Regions from separate parts of the Homo sapiens genome. Here region 1 is linked to region 2. Evidence: read pairs that join two places in POLR2A ChIA-PET (ENCODE). Cell type or tissue: OCI-LY7. All regions are shown on one strand. Links, peaks and the distances in the headings refer to the core of each region. The heading gives the core; the rest is flanking DNA. Region 1 overlaps MND1 (meiotic nuclear divisions 1). Region 2 overlaps TMEM131L (transmembrane 131 like).

What was found. ChIA-PET counts read pairs that join two places held together with the same protein. Peaks named below come from ENCODE experiments on the same cell type or tissue, not always from the same donor. Only the 100,000 strongest peaks of a DNase experiment are listed, where the experiment ranks them.
Region 1: POLR2A ChIA-PET joins it to region 2 with 6 read pairs; 4 of 35 experiments call an interaction of 5 or more read pairs at or near these places.

The regions. Positions count from the first base shown.
Region 1 is chr4:153,372,630-153,385,192 of GRCh38, forward strand. All of the region lies in intron 4 of MND1 (meiotic nuclear divisions 1), which reads left to right. It also overlaps the pseudogene RN7SL419P. Among named protein-coding and RNA genes, the nearest start is that of MND1, 34 kb to the left of the region's middle. In OCI-LY7, for the core only: no CTCF peak of the experiment used is centred there; no DNase peak of the experiment used is centred there.
Region 2 is chr4:153,508,626-153,521,188 of GRCh38, forward strand. The region is part of intron 3 of TMEM131L (transmembrane 131 like); the gene reads left to right. Among named protein-coding and RNA genes, the nearest start is that of TMEM131L, 49 kb to the left of the region's middle. RefSeq lists enhancers at 4,196-4,695, 12,369-12,563. In OCI-LY7, for the core only: no CTCF peak of the experiment used is centred there; no DNase peak of the experiment used is centred there; H3K27ac peaks cover 1,128 bases.

The sequences.
Region 1 (12,563 bases), core at 2,874-10,873, 140 kb before region 2:
CCTATCCCCAGGAAACTTGCTTTGCTTTCTGCCACTATTCATTAGTTTGTATTTCCTAGAATTTTATATAGATGGCATCATGCCGTAGTGTGTACTTTCCCCCACCCCCAGCTTCTTTTACTCAATAAAATTATTTTAAGATTTACCCATGTTGCTTTATGTATTCATTCATTTCTGTTGCTGAGTGGAATTTCAGTGTATGAATATACAACAGTTTATTGATGAACATATAGGTATTAAGCTCTTTTATTGAATGCATAGACATTAAGGATTATGTGCCCTTGATGTATTTATCATTATGAAATGACTTATTTATTCCAGGTAATATTCTTTGTTCTGGTGTTACATAGGAACTCTTTCTTTTGAGTAACTCTTTCTATAGGAAATCTTTTTTTTTTTTTAATAGTAGCATGGCATATCTTTTTCTGTTTACTTTTAATCTTTTTGTATTTTCATATTTAGAGTAAGCTTCTTACATATAGTTGGGACTTGCTTTTTTTGTATAATCTGACAATTTCTGCCTTTTAATTAGGGTGTCTAGACCATTTACATTTAGTGTGATTACCTATGTAGTTATGTTAAATCTGCCATCTTATCTCAACTAGTCTCAAAGTTACTTGAGGACAAGAACTGTGTTTTATTTATTCAACAAATAATTATTGAGCCTCAAGTACTTACCTTCTTACCAGACAATCATTTCTTCCTAAAACTAGGCATAATGGGGGCTGATTCAGCATTTCTTGGTTGACTTCAGAGAAATTCTTTGCATTTGAGGGAAAAGGTCAAATATACGGTTTTTATTTCTTTACTTCTGGATTTCACATAATTTCTACTTAGAAAGTGGGGAAGCTTGCCAAATCTTAATAGAAGTAAGCAAGGAATTCTTGTTAGTACAGTGAATCTAGCTTTTAAAAAATTGAGCTTAATGTCAGTGTTTATTAATTCTGAATGAGAGAATTGGCATCCAGTGTATTTTGTGACATGGCCCTCTTTCCCCACTCTCACGTACCGGAGATCAAAGCTTAATCTGACACACCTGCTCATAAGTTGAAGTCACATCAGAGGCTAACACATAGGTAGATCCTATACCTCCTGTTCTAAGCAGTCCAGAAATAAATGAAGAGCAAGGTTTTGATACGTCATTTCTAAAAGGTTGATAGCCCTTGGCATTTGCTATAGATAACTATTTTTTTAACTCAAATAAAATGACCCTAATGCCATTTCGCAGACCTAAACCTACTTTAATCTTTCACTGGATGTTGAGAAGTCATGAGAGTATCACCCTGTGCCCCTCAGCCATTGTTCTGAAGATCACTTATCATTTTAGAGAAGCAATATGGCTTCATGGAAAGAGTAGTAGTTAGAAAGCAGACATGGATGGAAATCACAGCTTCACTTCTTGACCAGCTGTACAATATTAGAAAAATATCTTAAGCCTTTTAAAGCCTTGGTTTCCTAGTTTGTGAAAGAAAGCTTACACCTACTTCAAGGCGGTTGTAGTGAGGATTAAGTGGTATGTGTAAGATGCCTGGTACTTTAGGCAGTCAGTATATGGTGGCCGCAGATCAGCTAAATCAGTATTGACTCAGGAATAAATACCGTAAGCTTTTTCATTTAGTTAGAACAAATATTTGAGGGTCTACTGTGTGTAAAACATTTTACCAGATACTGAAGGTAGTTCATAAAAGTAGAGGTCAGGGTCCAGACTTCATAAGAAGGAACTTGTAACCTGTGCTGAAGATGAGATATATACACTTGGAAGAGTAAAATGAGTGAAAAGTAATACATGCCAGACTGCCTAAATGAGCATTAGAGATGAAAAATGCTTCAAGAGATGGTGGGATTCACATAAAGATAGAAGCCACTCAGTTCATGTTGGATTGAACTAGGTTCCAAACTTAAGGTTATAGTAAAGATCAGCTTATTCTACATATTGCCAAATTATAATGTTAACTTCCCTTGAGTTTCTTGTTAATTACTTCCAGATGGGGGTTGGGGGAGACTCTTTAATTTTTTTTTTTTCATCACTCTTCTGCCAGTGATTCCAATTATGTGCAGGAATGTTCTTGTCCCTTGAGAACAGACATTCTTATAAGCTGAAAAATCAGGAAACATTTTTTTCTCTTGCCTTTAGGTTGTATGTGTTGATTATTATTAAATACAGTCTATAAGCCTCATGGTTATAATTAACGTTTCTCTTTAACGTCTTCTAAGATAGCAGACAAACCAGCAACTGCTCATTGGCTGTGTTAACTTTGGCGGTTATTTTCTGTGTGGCTGCTCCGTGCATGTGCTGTGCTAAGTTTTTTGGGCAATAAAAAAATAATAGAATATGAGGTTCACATCCAGAGAATTTACACTTTAATTGGTAAGGCAAAATGAATTCCTGATATAGTTAATTAACTTATTGGAAAAAGTTATTTAACTGTGTAATGTTTAATGTATACTCAGTGCCAAATACTGTCTTTGCTATGGGTCCTAATTGTTATACAAGTTTAAAGGATGGCAGGATTTTTATACATTTATATAGCTATGGGAGACTTCTTAGAAATGATTATTTTGAGCTGAAAATTGGGTAGGTTTAGAGGGATGGAGGAAATTCCCAAGGGAAAACAGAAGGAATATTTATTGAGCACTTAGGTACAGTTTTAAGAGCTTTTGCATGTTTTGTATCCTTTGATTCTTACACTTGCATGAAGTACGTATTGCTGCTAACTCTATTTTATGTAAGAGAAAATGGAGGCACTAAGAGATTGAATAATTTGCCCAAGGTGACAGTATTAGTAAATGATGAAGCAAGATTCAAATCCAGGCATTCTTACTCCATAATCCTTGTTTGTAACCACAGATAAACAAAGCTTTAAAGCAGATTACATTTAGTGGATAGTTGGTGACCAGCTTGGAAAAGATATGCAATTTTTTGTTATATAGTAATGGGAAAATAAGGTTGGAAATCAAATGGAGGCCATAATATGGGGTGTTTTATGTTTGGTTGAATTTTGTTGTGTACATGTACACCAAGCAGAGGAAGCTGGAAATTTTCCTGTCAGAATGTTTTTATATTCTTTTGCTTACCTAATTGCTTAAAACAATTAGATTATATGTAAGCTTAGAAAATAGCTGTTATATTCTGATATTAAGCAAAAAATTTTCCTTCTCTGTATATGTGGTTGAATTTTGCTGAAAATAATTTGAGGTGTAGTGATTTATTTCTGAAAAGCTGAAATAAATCTTTGTATTGGCTTGGAAAAATAATTGTTAAACTAACATCTCTAGCTGTGACACAGATGCATTTCTGAAGACTTTTAACATAAATTAATAATTTTAATGGGCAAGAAAAGCTTTATGTGGAAGTGATGAAAGTGGTAGTGCATGTTCTAATCTGCTAGTTCTCCTGAAATATATGTAAATTTTTTTAGTATTTGGATGATAGTGAAGCAGCTATTTTGGCTCGACAGATAATAATTATAAAGATTAATTATGTTGTAGAAACTTCCAACTGAAATGACATTTCTCTGTATGCTGAAGAATATATAGAAATTATTAAAAGTCAAGAGATGACTTTTTCTTCTTGATAGCTATTTCTAGAATTTTAGCTGGAACTTGTTCATTTTCCCCCGTGTGGTAATGATTTAGTCACTGTGTGTGTGGATGTGTGTTTGTGGGTGTGTGCACACACACACTTGAAAGAGAAAAGGAGTGAGTGTGTTTGTGGTCTTTCTGAATATTTTTTCTAAGGAAAAGCCAGGTAAAAATGTGTAAGGATAGGTTCTTCCCATCATCTTCTGGTTCTCTTCTTTGCCCTTCCCAAATAACTTGGTCTTAAGAATGAAAGAACAATTCAACTTCAAGGGAATGACTTCCTCCATTTTACTTTGGCTTGTGTTAGTGGACATAGCATGGGGTACTGTGATGTGCACACAGCCAGGAAAGAGCAATGTTGTAACTGTTATGTTTAACCTGCTATTCCCCTGGAGTCACCTGGCAATACAGGAAGTAACTGACCACTACTGACTTGAAATGCACATTTTTTAGTCTTTTTCCAAAAAGAATAGAATTTCCAAAATTTATTTTTGTATTTGTACCCCTGTCCGTCCCTTCCACACTTCCTGTTCTGACTTACATATTCCTTTTCTCTGGTGCTGTGGTACCCCGAGCATAACTCTAATCTGCTGGACTATGCTACAATTGTTGGCTTACTCAACCCCATGTCTTAGTCAACTTGTATCAGTACCTAGCACCGTTTTTGGCATGTGGTAGATTCAAGTATTTGACAAGTGAATGAAAATTAAAGGAAATAAAGGGTATGAAGTTATTCTTAACAAAAACCTTATACTAATTTGGAGAATTTTATTAATATGGCAGCAAGTCTATGTAGTGGTTTTTGACTGAGTTTTATTTAAAGTTAATGGGTCAGAATTATGAAAATCAAAATCTTTATTTTGTTTTCTTCCCCTGCTGACCTCTTCCTTAGTTCTTCATCCAAGTTCTGGTTTATACCCCACTTGTTGCCACTGGAAGGTAGTTTGGGGACATATTTTTTAGGGATTGGCTTATGATAAGGATTACATTTTGAAATCCATACTAAGCTGAATTTTAGATATTGTGTATTGGTTTAGGGAGGACACTAACAGATATTCTTAGGACAACTTAAGTATTTGTTTTGTTTTGTTACCAATTTTTAGAAGTGAATATATACAGTTCTTTATAGCTAAAACTGAGTGCATCAAGAGTAGGTTAATTATTGGGCTGTGTAGATAACTTGAAATGTTTTTGAATAAAAATAGGCATCTCTACTGAAGTTTATTCAGTTCTGTAAATGTTTAGTGAATGCTTGCTATGGCAGGCATTGTGATTGATGAGAGGGACATAAGAATGAATTAGGTAGTTTCTGTTCTCTAGAACCTCTCACTCTAATGAAGAGATGGCCATGTCAACAAATCATTGCAATATGGTGTGATATATGCAATGCTGAAAAATAATGATAGTACAAAAGAGGGTGAAAGTCAGTTCTGCTTCCGAAAAGGCTTTATAGTTAAGGAGACGTGTAAGTTGGTGCTAGAAAGATCTGTGGGAGCTCATAAGGGAATTGAAGGGTGAAGGGCACTATAGCGCAGTGATTTAAGGGAGTAGACTCTAGACCTAGACTCCCTAGATTCAGATTTAACTTCCGCCATTTACATGCTGTGCCTGGCTTTTTTCTTTTTCTTTATCTATAATGGACCAATTATAGTTGTATGTGCCTTGTTCTTTTTGCTTGGAAGTTTTTTAATCCCTTCCTCCTCAGCAGAGTATAATACTTTTTTGTGCTGTGACTGTCTTTTATATATATCTTTTCTCAAGTGAAGTCCTTATGTGCCTTGTTTTCTATGGCAGACTTTCTTTGAAGGCAGGGTCTATATCTTAATCGTTTTCTATCTCCCACGTGGAATGCAGTCTCTGAGACACACTGAAACATACAGAAACATGATGAATTTTGAGTGAATGCATAAATCAATATATCACAGCCTTGTTTCTGTCCCAGCTATTGTGTACTGGGTCCAGTAGTCTTACTCCCTGGCCCATACCTTTTCTTTGACTCCCAGTCTACACATACAGCAGAAAAGGTGGTTTCCATTAAATAGTTATTTTAGTAATCTTGATTTTTTTTCTAGAACTCAGCTTCAGAAATACATATTGTATAGAAATAATTAAATGTGAATTTTTAACTTTTTTTTCTACTAGCTTACCTGAATTATATTTTGCTGGGCCTGAGCTCAGCATTACCCAAAGTAATTCTGTGGAATGGATATATGATAAGTGTTACATAAAAGGGGGTTCTATAATCAAAGGAATTTGAGCAATCCTGGGTTGACAAAGATAAACTAGTTTGACTTTTCTAAAGCTTTAATATGCCAGCATGCATTGTGAATCTCATTCAACCCATTTTTATGAGGGATTGGTGATCCATGGAATACACTTTGGAGAAATGCTGCCTAAGTTTATGGGTTCATTTTAGCAAATAAGACTATTTACTGTCCTAGACTACTTTTTCTCCCCAGAGCTGACATATATTCTATGTTGATACCTGGAATAGTCTCACCAGTTGGCAAATCATATCCCAACATGTGCAAAGTGCTGTTGATAACAACTGGTGTTTTTTGACTCCTTTGCTAATTAAATATACCTGTATGGAGTCTCTGAAAGAGCCCAATCCACATTCCTTATCCTTAACAACTCCCTTCTTATAAGGGACTTCAGTATAGTAGTCAACTTTCTTAGTGCATGTATAAGTGTCTATAGATTAAACATCTGTTCTCTCCACTGATTTAGCATACTTTAAATTTGTATCTCTAACATGACATTAGCAAGTGAGAACTTTTGAAACCACAAAAGCGGGCTGCGCGCGGTGACTCACGTCTGTAATCCCAGCACTTTGGGAGGCCTAGGTGGGTGGATCACAAGGTCAGGGGACTGAGACCATCCTGGCTAACACGGTGAAACCCCGTCTCTACTAAAAGTACCAAAAAAATTAGCTGGGCGTGGTTGCAGGCGCCTGTAGTCCTAGCTACTCGGAAGGCTGAGGTAGGAGAATGGCGTGAACCCAGGAGACGGAGCTTGCAGTGAGCCGAGATCCTGCCACTGCACTCCAGCCTGGGCGACAGAGCGAGACTCTGTCTCAAAAAAAAAAAAAAAGAAGAAGAAGAAGAAGAAAAGAAAAAAAAAAAGAAACCACAAAAGCTACATATTCTATTTTAAAATACTGATATTTCCATTTTTTAAGTAAGTCTGAACTGGACAGAGCCATTCTAAAAGGCCAGGAACAGTGGCTCAATCCTGTAATCCAGTGCTCTGGGAGGCCAAGATGAGGATGGCTTAAGTCCAGGAGTTTGAGACCAGCTTGACCGTGATAGCAAGCCTCATCTCTGCAAAATAAATAAATAAATAAATAAGAAAAATTAGCCAGGCGTGGTGGCTCACGCCTGTAATCCCGGCACTTTGGGAGGCTGAGATGGGTGGATCACGAGGTCAGGAGTTCGAAACCAGCCTGACCAGCATGGTGAAACCCCGTCTCTACTAAAAATACAAAAATTAGCTGGGCATGGTGATGTGTGCCTGTAATCCCAGCTACTCAGGAGACTGAAGCAGGAGAATCGCTTGAACCCGGGAGGCAGAGGTTGCAGTGAGCCGAGACCACACCACTGCACTTCAGCCTGTGCAACAGAGCAAGACTCCATCTCAAAAAAAAAAAAAAAAAAAAAAAAAAATCAGGTGTTGTGGCGCACACCTGTAGTCCCAGCTACTCAGGAGGCTGAGGTAGGAGGATGGCTTGAGCCCAAGAGATTGAGGCTACAGTGATCTATGATTGTTCCACATATTTCAGTCTGGGCAACAAAGCACGACCCTATCCCCCCATACCAAAAAAAATTATTCACTGTAGATGAAAAGAATAAAGAAAATTAAATGGTCTGTGGTATCATTCAAAACTAATTACTGTGGACATTTTTATATAATTTTTTTTCTCTTTTATATGCATGAATCAGGATATTTTTAGCCACAAATAACAGAAAAGTAGATCAAAGTTGGCTTAAATAATAGGAGTTGATTATCTTATGTAACAAATTTGGAGGTAGCTTCTTTCAGGATTGGTTAATCCCACCACACATTGATATCAGAGGTCTGGACTAGATTTCTTTTTTTTTGGCATTTTTTGGATTTTCCTTTTTACATGCAAGTAGTTACTGCAGCTACTGTGTCCTACCATGACAACACCAAAGCAGAAAGAAAGATGAACTGTCTTCTTGGACATCTCTCTTTATCCAGGAGAAGTATCCCAGAATGTCTCCTGTCCCAAGTAGGCTTTCTTTTATGTCTTATTGGCCAGATCTGAATTCCTTGCTCACACTGAAAGGATCTAAGTGAAAAAAATTCATGCTCTGGGAAGGGACCATCCTCTGAGCACATTACCACCTCAGTCTGAACAGAAATTGTAGTTCTCTTAACGAAGAAGGGCTGGCTTTGGAGAGGCAACTAACAGGATCTGCCAAATTATATCTCTGTGCACTTAAAAGCCACTTTTTCTAAACCGAATTGTCTTATTACTTCTCTGTTGACCTGGATAATCCAGAATTAGATATATAATTGTTGAAATTAAACGACTCAAAGATTGTGGGGGGAATAAGGTAAATAAACTAAGATTTTTTTACTGGTAAGTTATTTTAAATAATGCTGAAAAGTATAATATTACAACTCTGAAGCTTATATGAATTTGTGTGGTATAACTTAAGACATCAGAGTTTTTTTTTTTTAAGGCAGACTGTCGCTCTGTTGCCCAGGCTGGAGTACAGTGGTGCGATCTCGGCTCACTGCAAGCTCCGCCTCCTGGGTTCACGCCATTCTCCTGCCTCAGCCTCCCAAGTAGCTGGGACTATAGGCGCCTGCCACCACACCCGGCTAATTTTTTGTATTTTTAGTAGAGACAGGGTTTCAACGTGTTAGCCAGGATGGTTTCGATCTCCTGACCTTGTGATCCGCCTGCCTCGGCCTCCCAAAGTGCTGGGATTACAGGTATCAGCCACTGCGCCCGGCCAGAGATTTATTTTTATATTTATTGTCTGTTTTGCTTTTGTGGTAGGTAGCTTTGGGCTGGGCTTCCAAACCTTCCTCCAGCAATGATTCTCCTTTGCTGTTGAAGCTATTTGGTAGATGAACCTGAGAAGGCTGACCCTACAGCTATAGAATTCCCATTCCCAAACACCCCTCAGTGTTTCATATGAGATACAGGTTTGTGGCAGCCATTCTTCAAAAATATACTCCCCCCAAATCAGACAACCTTGAAAAGATTTATTCTACAAAAAACTGGGCCTACAATTTTGATGCTGCTACCAGGTAGTGGCAGAGTGTCAAAGTTATATATATTCTTACTTTCCTGAAATAGCCTTAATTTCAAATTGTTTGGGCTGTTTTGCTGCCCCCAAAGCATATCGATATTTCATAAATTTTAAAATTTCAGTATTCATAACATCTCTGGCTGCTATATATATAATATATATAATATAATATATATATATATATATATATATATTTTTTTTTTTTTTTTTTTTTTTTTTTTTTTAAGAGATAGAGTCTTGCTGTGTTTCCCAGGCTGGAATGCAGTAGCTATTCATGGCCATGATCCCACTACTGATCAGCATGGGAGTTTTTACCTGTTCCGTTTCCTACCAGGGCTGGTTCACCCCTGCTTAGGCAATCCAGTGGTCCCCACTCCCAGGAGGTCACCATATTGGTGCCAAACTTAGTGTAGACACCTGATCAGCATAGCACACAACAGCCTAGAACTCCTGGCCTTAAGCGCTCCTTAGCCTCCTAAGTGGCTGGGACTACAGGTGCACACCACCACACCAGGCTATATACTTAGAAGTTTCATAAAAATAACCTTGTTAGGAGGGTGCTTTTTTTCATTTAAAGTCTAGCTCTTACTTGACTCAAGGGCATGGTTTAAACATCCAGGCCTGTATTTCATCACATTCAGATACAGGGCCTTGTTCAGGTTCCTCAGTATTTATATTTACTTAACCATAACTTTTGTATATGATAACTTATTTTGAAAAAAAATAGCTTAACTTTAGATTCTAAAGAAAGCAATCTCAGTTTTAAATTATATTAATTGTTATTTTTTAAAGTTATATGCATTCACCTTTCAGATAACCTCTAACACTTTGGTTTACCATCAATCTTTGTTTGGTGGGTTGCTCACAACTCTTGAGCTAGTTTGCCATTAGAATGTGTTCGCTTGCTTTCTTCGCTCTTCTTTAGCTATATAGCCCATGGAAGGGAAGGCATTACTTTGCCCTTTTAATTTTTTGAAATCCAAGTCCTCTTGAACCATTCTACTGTAAGAGGCAGAAGTAGAAAAGTAAGAGTATTATTCTCTTAAAAAGATAAAAGCCTTTATGGCCAGGTACTCTAATCACTGAATATTTCTCAGACTTTATAAATTTAATGGGAAGTTTATTTTAACCTGATCTAAATAGAAATTTAAATCTTTAAGTTAATTCTATTTAAGTAGAAATTGTAGTTTAAACTCTTAACTGGTGTTTCTTAGCAAATAATTTGTTTTATTTTAGATCGATGCCTTCTAATAAACAAAATTAAAGGAACTGAATAACATTACATTAAAACATTTAAAATAGTAATTAAACAATATTTTCATTAGAAATTTCAATGGTGGACAATCTTAATTCTCATAAGTATTCAGAAATGCCAGAAGTAAAACTGAATCAAGTATGAGAAACTTTCAGCCTAGACAACTTGAGTGACATGATGGAGACTACTGAATAGGCTAACTTTTAGGCCCATTCTTTCCCAATGCTCTTGGAAAAAAAATAGGAAAAAAGCAATTCCATATGTGAAAATAATTTTGCTGATCTTTAGCATCTATGTAGATCTGTTGGGAGGTTCTTTCAGTTTTTATAATACATAAAATTAGGACCTTGGCCAGCAAGCCTGAAATTTGTTGAGTATATGAGTATTTCCATGGACTGCATGTGACCCACACACAAAAGTGAGAGAACAAGAGCTCACCTCGAACTGTGTTAAATTCTGTCCCAGAGAAGGGCATTGAAACCTAACGGAGAGTCTGTGTACTATGAATCTCTGAAAACCCAGGCTGGGAGGAAATTGGGGGCAAACAGAGAAGCCGGATGGTGAGAGGTGGAATGTTGGGTAGCAGCCAGAAAAATAGAATGTGTTTTCTACATCATGTGGATTGCAGCTGGGGAGTGTCCAGCAGGGACACCCACAAAGAACCCAGAAGTGTGGCCTAAAAGGATTTAGCTTAAATATATCCTAGGCCCAGAGAACACTGAGGCATTTTAACAACAATACTTGTTAAGTGTATTTCCTGTCTCGTTTACCTCCTCTCTCTTTCTCTCCTTTTCTCCAGGCCTTGGTTGGGATAAGGGACAGGAAGCTGAACTTGCAGTCAGTGGACTGGTAGAACTCTAGACTAAAAAAGAGACAAAGATTACGTGCCCTCCCTAGCAGACTTCTGTTGTGACTCCTGAAGCACTCTCCATCATGTCCTTATTACAGAGGTAGCATGAAGGAGAGAGGGAAGGGTAAAGGGCACATCCGCTTCCAACATCTGATCCCATTTCATTGGACAAAACTTAGTCATATGGCTACATCTGATTTGAAGTAGGCGGGGAAATACAGTTTCTTGTTTTTTATTTTTAGCTAGACCTATTGTCTGAGGTCCTGTTACTAAGAAAGAATGGATATTGGTAGACAATTAGTGGCCTCTGCAACTTAGCCCTCATCTCTGAATTTGTTATAGGAGAACCCATTTCTCAGGTCTAAACAGTCTGTAAACATTCATAAGTTTATATGTAACTTCCTTCATGGCATCAGTTGGATTTTGCATGTCTTTGACTCTCAAAATATCTGAATGGTTTCTAACTGGATTCTGCGTAAGCCTTTGACTGTAGCCACGACCAAGTTCATTGTCCTGACACTGTTAGGCTTCTGTTGGATCTTTCATATCTCTTAACTACTTCTTAATATTTTTAATCCTTCCTAGAAGTTAAAAATGGTTCCTTTTAAAATCTGCCTGCTTTTTTTCATCCATATTTCCATTTCTACTTTCTGCTTTTTTTTTTTTTTTTTTTTTTTTTTTAAAGAGCCAGGGCCTCACTCTGTTGCACAGGCTGGAGTGTAGTGGTGCAATCATGGCTCACTGTAGCCTTGACTTTGTGGCTCAAGTGATCCTCATTCCTCACCCTCTTGAGTAGCTAGGACTACAGGTGCATGCCACCATGCCCAGCTAATGTTTAATTTTTTTTTTTTTTTTTTTTTTTTTTTTTGTCAGAGATAGGGTCTTGCTCTCCTGGCCAGGCTGGTCTCAAACTCCTGGCCTCAACCGATCTTCCCACCTTGGCCTCCCAAAGTGTTGGGATTACAGGCGTGAGCCACTATGCACAGCCTATTTCTACTTTTATTACTTTAGTCTTATTAAATCTAGTTGAGGTACTAGTCACTTGTTAGGCTCTGACTCTGCCTGACAGTTCGTTTTTTCACATTGTAATTGATTGTGGTCCTATCTTTAGCAGGCATTATTTTATGTGTGTCTCAGCATGTACTTATTAAGTGGCTTCACTTGTCCTTTATGTTTCTTACTTGATGGGATTTTCATACTCTTTATGTCCATTATTTAGGATTTCTGGACTACATTTCTTATTTCCAGGTTCTTAATGTGTTCCTCAGGGTTGGATTGCTGGAAATTTAACCCTCTGGTTAAGTGGAACATGAATATGCTGTATTCTTGCTAGCTTCACAGAGTGTTTTCTTTTAATGACTACTGTCTTACAGCATATAATGAAAAATAAGTTAATCCAAAAATATTCAACAAACATCCAGTACTCACTACATGCAAAGCAATACCTTAAGTTGTTCATTACCCAGCTATATTTTGTGAAAAGATCTGAGCCAATAATACTGTAACTGTATATGTAGTAGGTACTTTATAAATGCTTATTGAATGAAGAGCTTTCCTGGCATGCATTACTTCATTCCAGCCACTCTTA
Region 2 (12,563 bases), core at 2,337-10,336:
GTATCTCATCGAATTCCTTGAATTGAGAGATGTGATTTAATGTTTTTTTTTAATTTTTTTTTTTTTTTTTAGCTCGGACACCCAGGCTGGAGTGTAGTGGCCTCAACCTCCTGGGATCAAGCGATCCTCCCAACTTAGCTCCCCAAGGAGCTGGGACTACAGGCACATATCACCACGCCCTGCTAATTTTTTATTTTTCATAGAGAAGGGGTCTCACTATCTTGCCCAGGTTGGTCTCAAACTCCTGAGCTCAAGTGATCTTCCCGCCTTGGCCTCCCAAAATTCTAGGATTACAGGCATGAGCCACCACGCCCAGCCTAGTGTTTTTCTTTAAATGGCTTAACTTAAGTAAGTTAAACAAATGGTACATTTTTATTTGCATAGAACTATATAACCTATGATGCTTTTTAATTGTAAATAACACATCTTAAAAAGAGGGCCGGGTGTGGTGGCTCATACCTGTTATCCCAGCACTTTGGGAGATTGAGGCAGGGGGATCACTTGAGGCCAGGAGCTCAAGACCAGCCTGGGCAACATGGTGAAACCCTGTCTCTACTAAAAACAACAACAACAAAAAAAACAAAAATTAACTGGGCATGGTGGTGGCATGCACCTGTAGTCCCAGCTACTCTGGGAGGCTGAGGTGGGAGGATCACTTGAGCCTGGGAGGTGGAGGTTGCAGTGAGCCATGATCCTGCCACCGCACTCTAACCTGGGTGACAAGAGCTAGACCCTGTCTCAAAAAAAAAAAAGAAAGAAAAAGAAAAATCTACAAATTAGAAACATCCATTACCCTTCTACAATAAAAACTATCATTTTGGCTGGGTGTGGTGGCTCAAGCCTGTAATCCCAGCACTTTAGGAGGCCGAAGTGGGCAGATCACTTTAGACCAGGAGTTTGAGACCAGACTGGCCAACATGGTGAAACCCTTCTCTACTAAAAATACCAAAATCAGCCAGGTATGATGGCACATGCCTGTAGTCCCAGCTACTCCTGAGGAGGAGGAACGAGAATTGCTTGAACCTGGGAGACAGTGAGCTGAGATCGTACCACTGCACTCCAGCCTGGGCGACAGAGCGAGACTCTGTCTCCAAAAACTCCCAAACACCTCATTTTAATACTTTCATATTAATTCCGTGATTCTTAACCCTGACCCACACTTTAGAATCCCTGGGGAGTTCTTTAAAAAAGCTACTGATTATATTGGCCCCACCCTAAAGTAACTGGATCAGGATATGGACAGAGTTGGAAATCGCTGCGTCGGGATTGCTTTTGTAGTAGGATGGCAGCTGCTTTTATGGTGCCCTTGTGTTGATTTTGCTACATGAAATATGATCTGTCAGGAAAGGAACTACAAAGTTCATTTTGTAGAATGCTACCTTTTCATTTTAAAAGCCCATCTGATCGAGTGAAAGTGTATAGAAGCACTTGTTTTGTATTAAAATTTTGATACCTGACTCTCATTTATGAAAGAATCTGTGTATGAAATAGCCCAAATTAGTATCAGCCTTTGGATAGTTTAAAAAATGATTTTTTTTTTGGTATGCTTCCCTATCATCTCCATCTGCCCCAGAACTCAAGGTCTGTCCATGCTGGTGACTTAGAGTAGTGGGATTTAAACCAGAGGATGCACACTTGGAGGCACTTGAAGATGTTTCAAGGGACATGCAGGCATTGAATATTTAAAGGAAATTAATTGCCGATTCTTAGATCTTGAGTGTTAATCAGTTCTAACACTGACCGTCCTGAGAAAATGCCTATGGCCCAGGTGACCTGCTGGTTTTCCTTTCACACCTTCTCTTTCATGATTACCATTCTTTAAAGGGAAGACATACCTTTCACCTACCCCTTATCAGAGTGCCAAGTAGGGGGATAATTAAAATACTGCTGGGGCTGCTGGGAAAGTGAGTGACTCTAATGACTGGGCAAAGGAACCTTTTGCAAATGTTTCCCATTTTTGCATTCAGTAAAATTGGGCAGGGTGGCTCATGCCTGTAATCCAAGCGCTTTGGAAGGCTGGGGCAGGCAGATCAGTTGAGCCCAGGAGTTCAAGACCAGCCTGGGCAACATGTCAAATCCTCATTTTTACAAACAAAACAAAACAAAATTAGCTGGACGCGGTGGCACGTGCCTGTAGTTCCAGCTACTTGGAGGGCACTGAAGTGTGGGAGGATTGCCTGAGCTTAGGGAGTTTGAGGCTGCAGTGAGCCATGATCATGCCAGTGTACTCCAGCCTGGACAATGTAGTGAGACCCTGTCTCAAAAAAAAAAACAAGAAAAGAAAAAAACCGGAAAGATGACTTAATCAAGTGGTCAGCTGATAGATTATTAAATAGTAAGCCCATGGATACATATTACTTTTGTTCAAAAAGACCTTTTTCCAAGGAATGCTTATACACGGTTGGTAGGAGTGTAACTTAGTTCAACCACTGTGGAAAGCAGTGTGGTGATTTCTCGAAGAACTAAAACCAGAACTACCATTCGACTCAGCAATCCCATTACTGGGTATATACTCAAAGAAATATAAGTTGTTCTATCATAAAGACACATGCACTTGTATGTTCATTGTAGCACTATTCACAGTAGCAGAGACATGGAATCAACCTAAATGCTCATCAATGGTAGACTGCCTAAAGAAAATGTGGTACATATACACCGTGGAATACTACACAGCCATCAAAAAGAATGAGATCATGTCCTTTGCGGGAACGTGAATGGAGCTGGAGGCCATTATCCTTAGCAAACTAACAGAACAGAAAACCAAATACCACATGTTCTCACTTGTAAGTGGGAGCTGAATAATAACACGTGGAAACATAGGGTAGAACAACAGGAATGGGGCCTAACTGAAGGTGGAGGGTGCGAGGAGGGAGAGTATCAGGAAAAATAACTGAGTACTAAGCTTAGTAGCTGGGTGATGAAATAATCTGTATATCGAACCCCCATGACACGAGTCTCCCTATATAACAAACCTGCACATGTATACCTGAACTGAAAAGTTCTTCCTTTCCCTACTGAAAAAATACAAAACCTTTTTCCATCTATATATGTATATGAACACATTTTCTCAGTGCCTACATCTATAAGAACTAAACAAAATAATAGATTTTGTGCTGAATCTTGTCTCATTCCAGTAATAAGTAATAGTCTTCTACAGAGACTGACCTGATTGGAGAAAAAGTTCCATCTGTCTCATTAAGATACTCGTTTCCAATAAAATGTTATTTATATTGAATAACTTTATAGTTTCTTTTGAGCAATTTTGCCTTTAAAATTGTATTTAACTCCATTTAAAATAAACATTTAATACTGATTTTTATGGTTAAATACACAAATTTTATTTGCAGAATTTTTGTTGCAGCGTAGAATAGACTTTCAAACTTTAACAAGATGGAATACTGTGGAGGAGGTGGAATGGAAAGTTGAGATCGAGGAGAAAGGGAAATGATGTACTGTTTCCAACTCTTTTGAAAGAGTTTGTTCATTTATTTTTTTAAAATGGATATCGGTTGTGGGGATGGCTATGGCATTTAGGTCAGAATGGATACGTTTAAGAGATGTAATGGTTTTATTTAAAACTCAGTATTTATAACATGCCAGAAATTATATTCTTTGCAACCGTTTAAAATTACAGTGTGAAAATTTGAATATTAACCTTAAAAATGTGTGAAAGAGTCTATAGTTTCTCCAGGTCTCTTTCTGGGGTTATGCAAACAAAGATGTGAAGAACTGTGGGCAAAGGCTATCATGGGGGCAGAAGTAATGAGGAGGACAGTAAGCATTTATTTATTTTTTCCCCTACTTAAAATTCCTGGAAAGATGAACTGATTGGATATTTTTAAGTCATAGCAACATTTTAACAGAAAAGAATACTTGCCAAACTTTAATATGACATCCAAAATACACTCTTTCTAAGATCACTTTTACAGGCCCTCTCCTCATCCCTGAGCCTTTCTTCATGCCATTCCTGACATCTAGATGTCTTCTGCTTTCATCCTTTATCTTTTGAGACAGAGTCTTGCTCTGTCGCCAGGCTGGAATGCAGTGGCTCAATCTCAGCTCACTGAAACCTCCGCCTCCTGGATTCAAGTGATTCTCCTGCCTCAGTCTCCTGAGTAGCTGGGACTACAGGCTCGAGCCACCAAGCTCAGCTAATTTTTTGTGTTTTAGTAGAGATGGGGTTTCACCATGTTGGCCAAGATGGTCTCGATCTCTTGACCTCGTGATCCGCCGACCTCAGCCTCCCAAAGTACTGGGATTACAGGCATGAGCCACCGTGCCCAGCCCTTTATTTTTTAAGGTGTTATTTTACATGTGCAGGCTATCTGCATGATCAGTAGCCATTAATGAAGTTTTAAATCACCAGTCTGTCATGCCCAGGTACTATACCCTTCATCTTTTATTAATTTTCTTTTTTCATCTGCTGGTTTTAGTTATCAAGGCGTCTAGAGAGGTTGGGGAGGCATAAGGCAGTCAGTAGAGCTCTGGAGGTAGGGGGTCAGGGTATTCTGTGGTCTAATCTGGTTCTGTTCTAGCAGGCTGTTTGAATTTACTGTCATGCTGGCCTAATGGAAAAATAAAGTTTGGCGTTTGCCTTTTTTGTTGCCTTCGCCAGAGCACATTTATTAATATATACTTACCAGAGAAAACTGTGAGGCTTGACTATGTAAGAAGCTTATTTGTGTTGGCTCAGGTTCTCTACTCAGTAGGATAGGAGCTCTATTCTGATTTATTTTGGACAGTTTTGAAGAGATAGAACCAAAAGACATTTATCAAATGAGTAAACTGAAGACTGAACTGGGGCAGAAGGGGTTCAGTTTTCTTTTCAAATTTTTGAGCACTTTAGGTATCAGGCAGCATAGGTGTTCTTGTTTTCTTACTTACTCTTTGAGTTCCAGTTCTGAGGTTGCACAGAGCTGCAGAAGCTGTCATAGCATGAAAATATTTAATAATAAATGTAATACTAATAAAATTGCTCTCCATTCGAACATGTCTTCCTGCTTAAAACTGGCTTTTGTTGCTCCCATTTCCCATCTGGTCTGTAGCCAGTGTCTTTGTGTTGGCAATTGACAAGGATAATGTGTTTGATGCTTCAAAAGAGGATGGTTTAAATGTCAAAACATTAAAAGATGGCCTTGTGTAAATTAATGTGGTTCTCAGATGTTTTAGCAAAAATCACCTCTTTATGACCCTCTCTATGTCATTATCATGCTACAATTTTGTCAAGAATTACACTAAAAATTCTTGACTCTTGACTCATTCTTTGTCATGCTGAGACTTAGGTCATGGTTGGGATTATAACAAAATTGATTAAATATGAAACACTTATTTTCATAACATTTTTTAGGAAAATCTCAGATAAGTCTCATTTTTTTTCTCTGTCTCATAATTGTGGATTTTAAGTGGATTCCTTTGAGTAGCTTTCTTTTGAGGTACCAGTTTCCCTCAGATACTGCATAGCACAGCTTTGGAATCATAAACCTTGGTTTGAATTCTGGCTCACCCTCTTGCCCTGGGTGACCGTAGCCAATTAATCTTTGCAGCTTTGATTTTCTCCTCTGTAAAACAAGACTAATGGTACCTTTTCTAGAGGATTGTTGAGAAGGCTTAGTGGTGCAGTTCACATAAAGATCATTGTGTGAGGTCTACACAATGCACATGCTCTGTAGCAGGACCAGAGGCTATCGTGAATTATTGCCCATGTTTCTCTTGGATCTCAATTGCTTTTCACTTGGCATTTGTCTCGGCTGAGTAGAGAATTGCTTTTTAAATGATGAGAAATGAGTCAACAATGCATGGTGATGTAAATAGGAGGGCATGTTTTGGTTTTCAAAGTGGAAATAGCCACTTCTATTATAAAAGTTACAATAGCTGATTATTGAGGGCTTACTTTGTCCTAGATTCTCTTTAAAGCCCTCTACAAATGGCATCTCATTTAATCATTCCAATAAAACTATGAACTAGGTACCATTAAGATAGGTATCATTAGTAGCCCCATTTTATAATAGGAAACCAAAGTTAGTACTCATTCAAGCTTGTCTAGCTGGTAAGTGTAATGCCTGTTAAAAATTTTTTTGTAAAGAAAATACTATAAAATATAAAGAAGAAAAATAAAAAATAACAGCTTTATTGAGATAGAATTTACACTTCATAGAATCCCACATTCACATTACTTCACCCTGTTTTTTTCTTTTCTTTTTTTTTTGAGATGGAGTCTCGCTCTGTCCCCCAGGCTGGAGTGTGGTGACGCAATCGTGGCTCACTGCAACTTCCGCCTCCTGGGTTCAAGCAATTCTCTGCCTCGGCCTCCCGGATAGCTGGGATTATAGGCGCCTGCCACCACACTCGGCTTATTTTGTATTTTTAGTAGAGACAGGGGTCTCCCCATGTTGGCCAGGCTGGTCTCGAACTCCCGACCTCAGGTGATCCACCTGCCTCGGCCTCCCGAAGTGCTGGGATTGCAGGCATTAGCCACCGTGCTCAGCCTACTTCACCCTTTTAAAGCATACAATTCAGTGGTTTTTAATATATTCATAGTTTTGCAACTATCACTGCTATCGAATTTCAGAAATTTTCATCAACTTATTAGAAAACACCACTCCCATCAAGCAGTCACTTCCTGCCCCTGGCCACCACTCCATTCCCCTGACAACCTCTAATCTACTTTCTGTCTCTATAAATTTGCCTGTTCTGAATATTTCATATAAATAGAATCATGTAGCATGTGGCCTTTTTTGACTGACTTCTATTTAGCTTAATGTTTTCGGGGTTTACCACATGGCATGTAACAATACTTTATTCCTTTCTGCTGCCAAACAATATTCCATTGTATAGATAGATCACATTTTATTCATCATTTGTACATTTGGATTGTTTCCAATTATTGGCTATTATGAATAATGCTGTGAACATTTGTGTGCAAGTGTTTGTGTGGACGTATGTTTTCAATTCTATTGGTTATATATCTACGAGTGGTATTGCTGGTTTATATGGTAACTTTATGTGTTCCATTTTGAGGAACTGCCAAATTGTTTTCCAAAGTAGTTGTACCATACCTTACTTTTCATACATGACTTTTCTACAGGTAAAGTATGATAGTTGCAATTTTTCTACATTCTCACCAACCAACAGTTAATAGATGAGTTTATTATAGCCCTTCTAGAGGGTGCGATGTGGTATCATTGTTTTGATTTGCATTTTTCTAATCATGTTGAGCCTCTTTTCTATGTGCTCATTGACCATTTGTATATATTCTTTGGAGAAATGTCTGTTCAAATCCTCTGCCCATTTTTTTTTTTTTTTAAAGATAGGGTCTCACTGTGTTGCCCAGGCTGATCTCAAGTGATCCTCCCATCTTGACCTCACACAGCGTTGGGATTATAGACGTGAGCCACTGGTCTCAGCTCAAATCCTTTGCCCATTTTTACGTTAGATTAATTGTATTTTTATTTTTGAGTCATGTACTATAAATGGTATGTTATTTTTATATATTTTTAAATGAGATTAAATGACAATTTTGTAAGTTGCTTTTTAAACTTAATAATCTTCCCATGTCTATATCTAAGTACATCAGTTTTACTGACTGCCTTATAGTTCATTATATGAATGTTCTATAATTTTAAAATCTAATTCTTTGTTTTTTCACCCAGGCTGGATTGCAGTGGCAAGATCTTGGCTCACTGCAGCTTCCACCTCCCAGGCTCAAGCGATCCTCCCACCTCAGCCTCCCAAGTAGCTGAAACTAGAGGCATGCACCACTGTGCCGGGCTAATTGTTATATATTTTTTAGAGACAGGGTTTCGCCATATTACCCAGGCTCGTCTTGAAATCCTGGGCTCAAACAATTCACCTGCCTCAGCCTCCCAAAGTGCTGGGATTACAGATGTGAGCCACTGTGCCTAGCCCTAAAATCGAATTCTTTATACGTGAAGTTTATTTAAAAGGAAAGAAAACCCCACCAGGCTATATCTACATTTGAATGCTTGTGCAATCATTTCTTTAGGATACATTACTAGAACTGGAATTGCTGGGTCAAAAAGTGGGCATGCTTCAAGGCCTTTGAAAAATATTCTGTACTTGCCCTCCAGAAAGGTTGTTTCAGTTATACCCTTATGCTAATGTCTTGAGATTGTCAGTTTCTTACGAGCCTCCCAGCACTAGGTACCAGTACTTTTTGTTCATCTTTTAAATTTTATTTATTTATTATTATTATTCTTTTGAGACGGAGTCTTGCTCCGTCACTTAGGCTGGAGTGCAGTGGGGGCGATCTTGGCTCACTGCAACCTCCGCATCCCGGGTTCCAACGATTCTCCTGCCTCAGGCTCCTGAGTAGCTGGGATTACAGGTGCGCGCCACCATGCCTGGCTAATTTTTGTATTTTTAGTAGAGATGGGGTTTCACCGTGTTGGCCAGGCTGGTCTCAAACTCCTGACCTCATGATCCACCCACCTCGGCCTCCCGGAGTGCTGGGATTACAGGCGTGAGCCACCACGCCTGGCCAGCTCATCTTTTAAATTTTAATCTAAGAGGTCCAAATTGGTATTATATACTTCTTTTAGTTTGCATGTACTTATGAAGATGAAGTTGGTTGAAGTTTCCTTTGTTTCCACCATTGGACTTATTTGCTATGCCTGGAGATCACTTCCTGTGCCGCCTCCAGACCTCTGCTGGGACATCCCTTAATCTAGGAAGCATTTCCCACCTCTTCCCTCAACTGCACAGGCACAGACATGTTCTCTCATCCTCCCTTGCACGGGTCCTTTACAAGGCCCTGGGCGGGTTCCTAGGAATGTTTTTACATGACTGTGTTTTTTATTAAGTCTTCAGAAGTAATATATAGTGTGTATTTTTTTTTCCTTTAAAATACTCCACTTTGCCCTCTCACATAAGTTTCAGAGCTCCATAAAACCTGGATCTGCCCTGCCTGGGACATTAGGTGTCGAATGTAATGCTGAATTGAATGGAACCCACTGAGTATATTGCTCCTTAGCGCTCTTAATGTTTAGGTCAGGAGCCTTTTGTTCAAGGAAGCTTGGTTACCAGTGAGTGGGCTCCTGAAAACTATGGTAGCAGTGAAAGAAAGACTCTTGGAAAATGGTTATGATTAATCTTGTGTGCAGTGTCTGTGTATATGCAGTCATGTGTTCCCAAACCTTATTAACAAGATGAAATACCTATTTTAGTACACACTTGATTTTCTGGATAACCCAATGGTGGTAGTAGGCACCCAAATAGCCTCTCTCCTAACTCTTTGGTTCACCTTGTTTAAAGCCTTTAGACTGAGTAAGAATCTTTTGGACCCTGTTTTTTTGGCTTGAAAATTTGCCCAATTTGAGTGGTGGGTGATATATTTACTAGTTTTCTTTATTCCTTGAACTTACGATGAGTGTGTGTTTTATAATGGGGTGAAAAAAAAAACAGTAACCTTTTTGTTGAACAGACAGAAAATTTCCAACTTGCTTTTAGTGAGAGCTGAGACCTGACAATGGGAGTGAACATGCCGGGCTTGATTCCAGCCAGGTTCCTGTTTAGAATTGAGGCCGAGGTCAGTCAGCAGGTGCTTGCGTTCTCACACAGTCCTTGGAACCAAGCATGCTGTGCACTGTGATTGTAGGACTGAACACTTGCACATTAAAAACTCCTCCTCATTTCCCGAGCACTTCTTGTGGGATGCTGCTGCGCATTTCGAAAGACAGTGTTTTTGCTATAATAGAAAGCTGTGTCCACCAGGGGTAGAAGGGAACACACGAGAGCAGGTCCAGAGAGAAAAAAGAATCAGAAGAGGCTGAACCTAGTATTGAGGCCTATGAAAATAAGATGCAGACATCATACTTGAGAAACTGTTAATGGAATAGAAAAGCTTGAAAACATAGTGAATACATTCAATTTTTTGGTCTCAGCACAAAATCACTGGAGAGAAAAATGTACGTAACAAGTGTGATGTGTTTGGTGCTACAGGGAAGGGATATAGAATAGTGATACTCTTAAGCATCATAGAAGCGATGGGAACATCAGGCCAATTACTGAGAAATTTCCTATTGACTGAAATCATGTGTGACAGTTTCAGAAATAATGATAGGCTCTCGTATATGTTGGTACGAGTTTACTGTAAAAATCAATAGCCCGACTTGGTGCTCAGGCTCTGTTTTCTCCTTCGGTGATATCGAAACTGACTTTCAGCCCTTTCATTGCACTTGTGACTCCGGGGGACACGTGCTGATTTCCTGGTTCTATCCTAACGGTGCCTGCCCTTTTCTGTTTACTCCATGTCAGTGCAGGCATTGATAAGAATTCTAGTCGGTGGGGTGGTGAAGACATCAAGAGACCTTAACCTGGGGTTTCCTTGCTGTATCTTAAACTTTTGACCACCATTCTTACATTTGCTGTGATCAGTTTGTAGTCTTTATGTGTAATACTTTTTCTCCCCACCTTCCTGGGGGGAAAATTCCACATGTAAAGGATTTGTCAAATTGGTGATAAGACCAAACAGCCTTAGGGGACATGAGAAGTCTTATGAGCATTGTAGACCTGCTGGTGAGCTAGGGGGTGTAGGCTGTGTGGGGTACTTTCTGTTCTTTACTTAGAGATTTGGTAGGGAAAGTTCTCTGGAATTTCAGCAGTTGTTCTGATGTCATGTGTAAATATTATCTTTCTGTGTTGCAGCTTGGGGCCAAGCTTTTCATGGAAACTGCTGAAAATTATTTAGTGGCATAGTAGTTGTTTTTGAAGTTGAAGACTTTATACCCAAATCCAGATGGACGAATCTTTCACTTTCTTGCTACAGATTTTGTGAAGAAGTGTTACTCAAACTTTAGGTGACATTAACACCATAAGTGTGTTAGGGGAAGAGCTGGGATAAAGGGATGGAGATGCTTTGAGCTGCTACAGTAGTTTGCACATTCTTACCTGTCTGACTCTATTTGCCATCACATATAGAATGTGGAGAATGACCAAGCAATCTTAAACTTTAATAATTGGGTTTACATAGGAAGGAAACAACAGGCAAATCTAATTGTAAAGCAGAGACATGCATTTAGTACATAGATAATTGGACCAATTTCAGAGACAGAAATGAAGGAAAAATGAGCCCCACAGGCTTGAGGGTCAAGCTAGGCTGTAAGACAGAAATTCACTCTGCATTTCTAGGAAGATGGCTTGTGGCTTTTACACAGGAGGACTCTGAAGAACCTGCTATATCAAGTGTCAGTTATGTGCAAGAAACGGGATTAGATACTGTGGATGAATAGGGAAGTTTACTAGTCCTTGACCACAGGGAGTTCACACATTAATACACATGAAAACAAAACTGCCAGGGTAAAGCCCAGTACATCCTAAATGCCAAGTGAATGATATACACAATAGCCAGTTGCTCAGTGGAAGAACCAGAAATTTGCCTGGGGAAGGTCTGTGTAGACTTGCTTCCATATCTGCACTGACTTTGGGGGTCAGGGGATCTCTTAAGGCTTTGAACAAACACGGTCCATCTTTCTTGGTGCCAGTTTTACTTAAGATTTGGAAGGAAGATTTTTATATTAAAATAAACTCTGCCAGGCACGGTGGCTCACGCCTGTTGTTATCGCAGCACTTTGGGAGGCTGAGGTGAGAGGATTGCTTGAGCCCAGGAGTTTGAGACCAGCCTAGGCAACATAGGGAGACCCCACCTCTGCGTTAAAAAAGAAAAAAAAAGATTAAAAAAATTAGCTGGGTGTAGTGGCACTCGTCCGTGGTTCCAGCTACTTGGAGGCTGAGGCAGGAGGATAGCTGATCACTGGAGGTCAAGGCTGCAGTGAGACATGATCACACCATTGCTCTCCAGCCTGGGCAACAGAGTGAGATCCTGTCTCTGATAGATAAATACATAAATAAAAACTCAAAAGCTGGAAGAGAGTGCTCAGTTTGCATACATCTTAAAAATAGATGACTAGTCCTCAATATTTTTCACACTTTGGGCAGGAAACTGGGAAGGCCCTAGGTCTCCAGTGCAGATCGTTCTCCTCTGTCAGTAATTTGGGGGCAAAGTTTGAAAAGCGCTGATGAGAGATTAGCAAGGGCTATCTCTGTGCCCTGTCTCTTCTTCTTTCCTTAATAACTGAGCGGGTTTAGTGAGGAGCAGTTATTTCTGTGACATAAATGGGTGTGCTAGAGATTCATGATTGGAAGTGATTAATAATTAACTGTGAAGAATTGGAGCACGACTTAAAGTACGTCGTGTTTAGAATTAGTTAATGGGAAGGACTGGGGACCCTTTCCCAGGGGTAATTGTAGCTTCTGCTTTTTCAATCAACGTCTTTGGATCCTTTACTTCCTGGAATTTATAGAGCAGCTGTTCAGTGTGTCTGCATTAAAGGAATGAGTAGGTGAAGTGACTTGCAGTCCTCCCTGGGAAGCCAGTTCTTTGTGTGTGTGATTTTGGGGAGGGGAAGTGGTTGTAGGGAGTATCCACTGGGGAGTAGCACTGCCCACACATTAACTTGAGCCACTTTCCGGCTCTGTGATCTGGGGCCTTGTTTCTGCATGTGTAGAATGGGGATGATACTGACTCTTCTAGGCTTGTGAGGATGGAG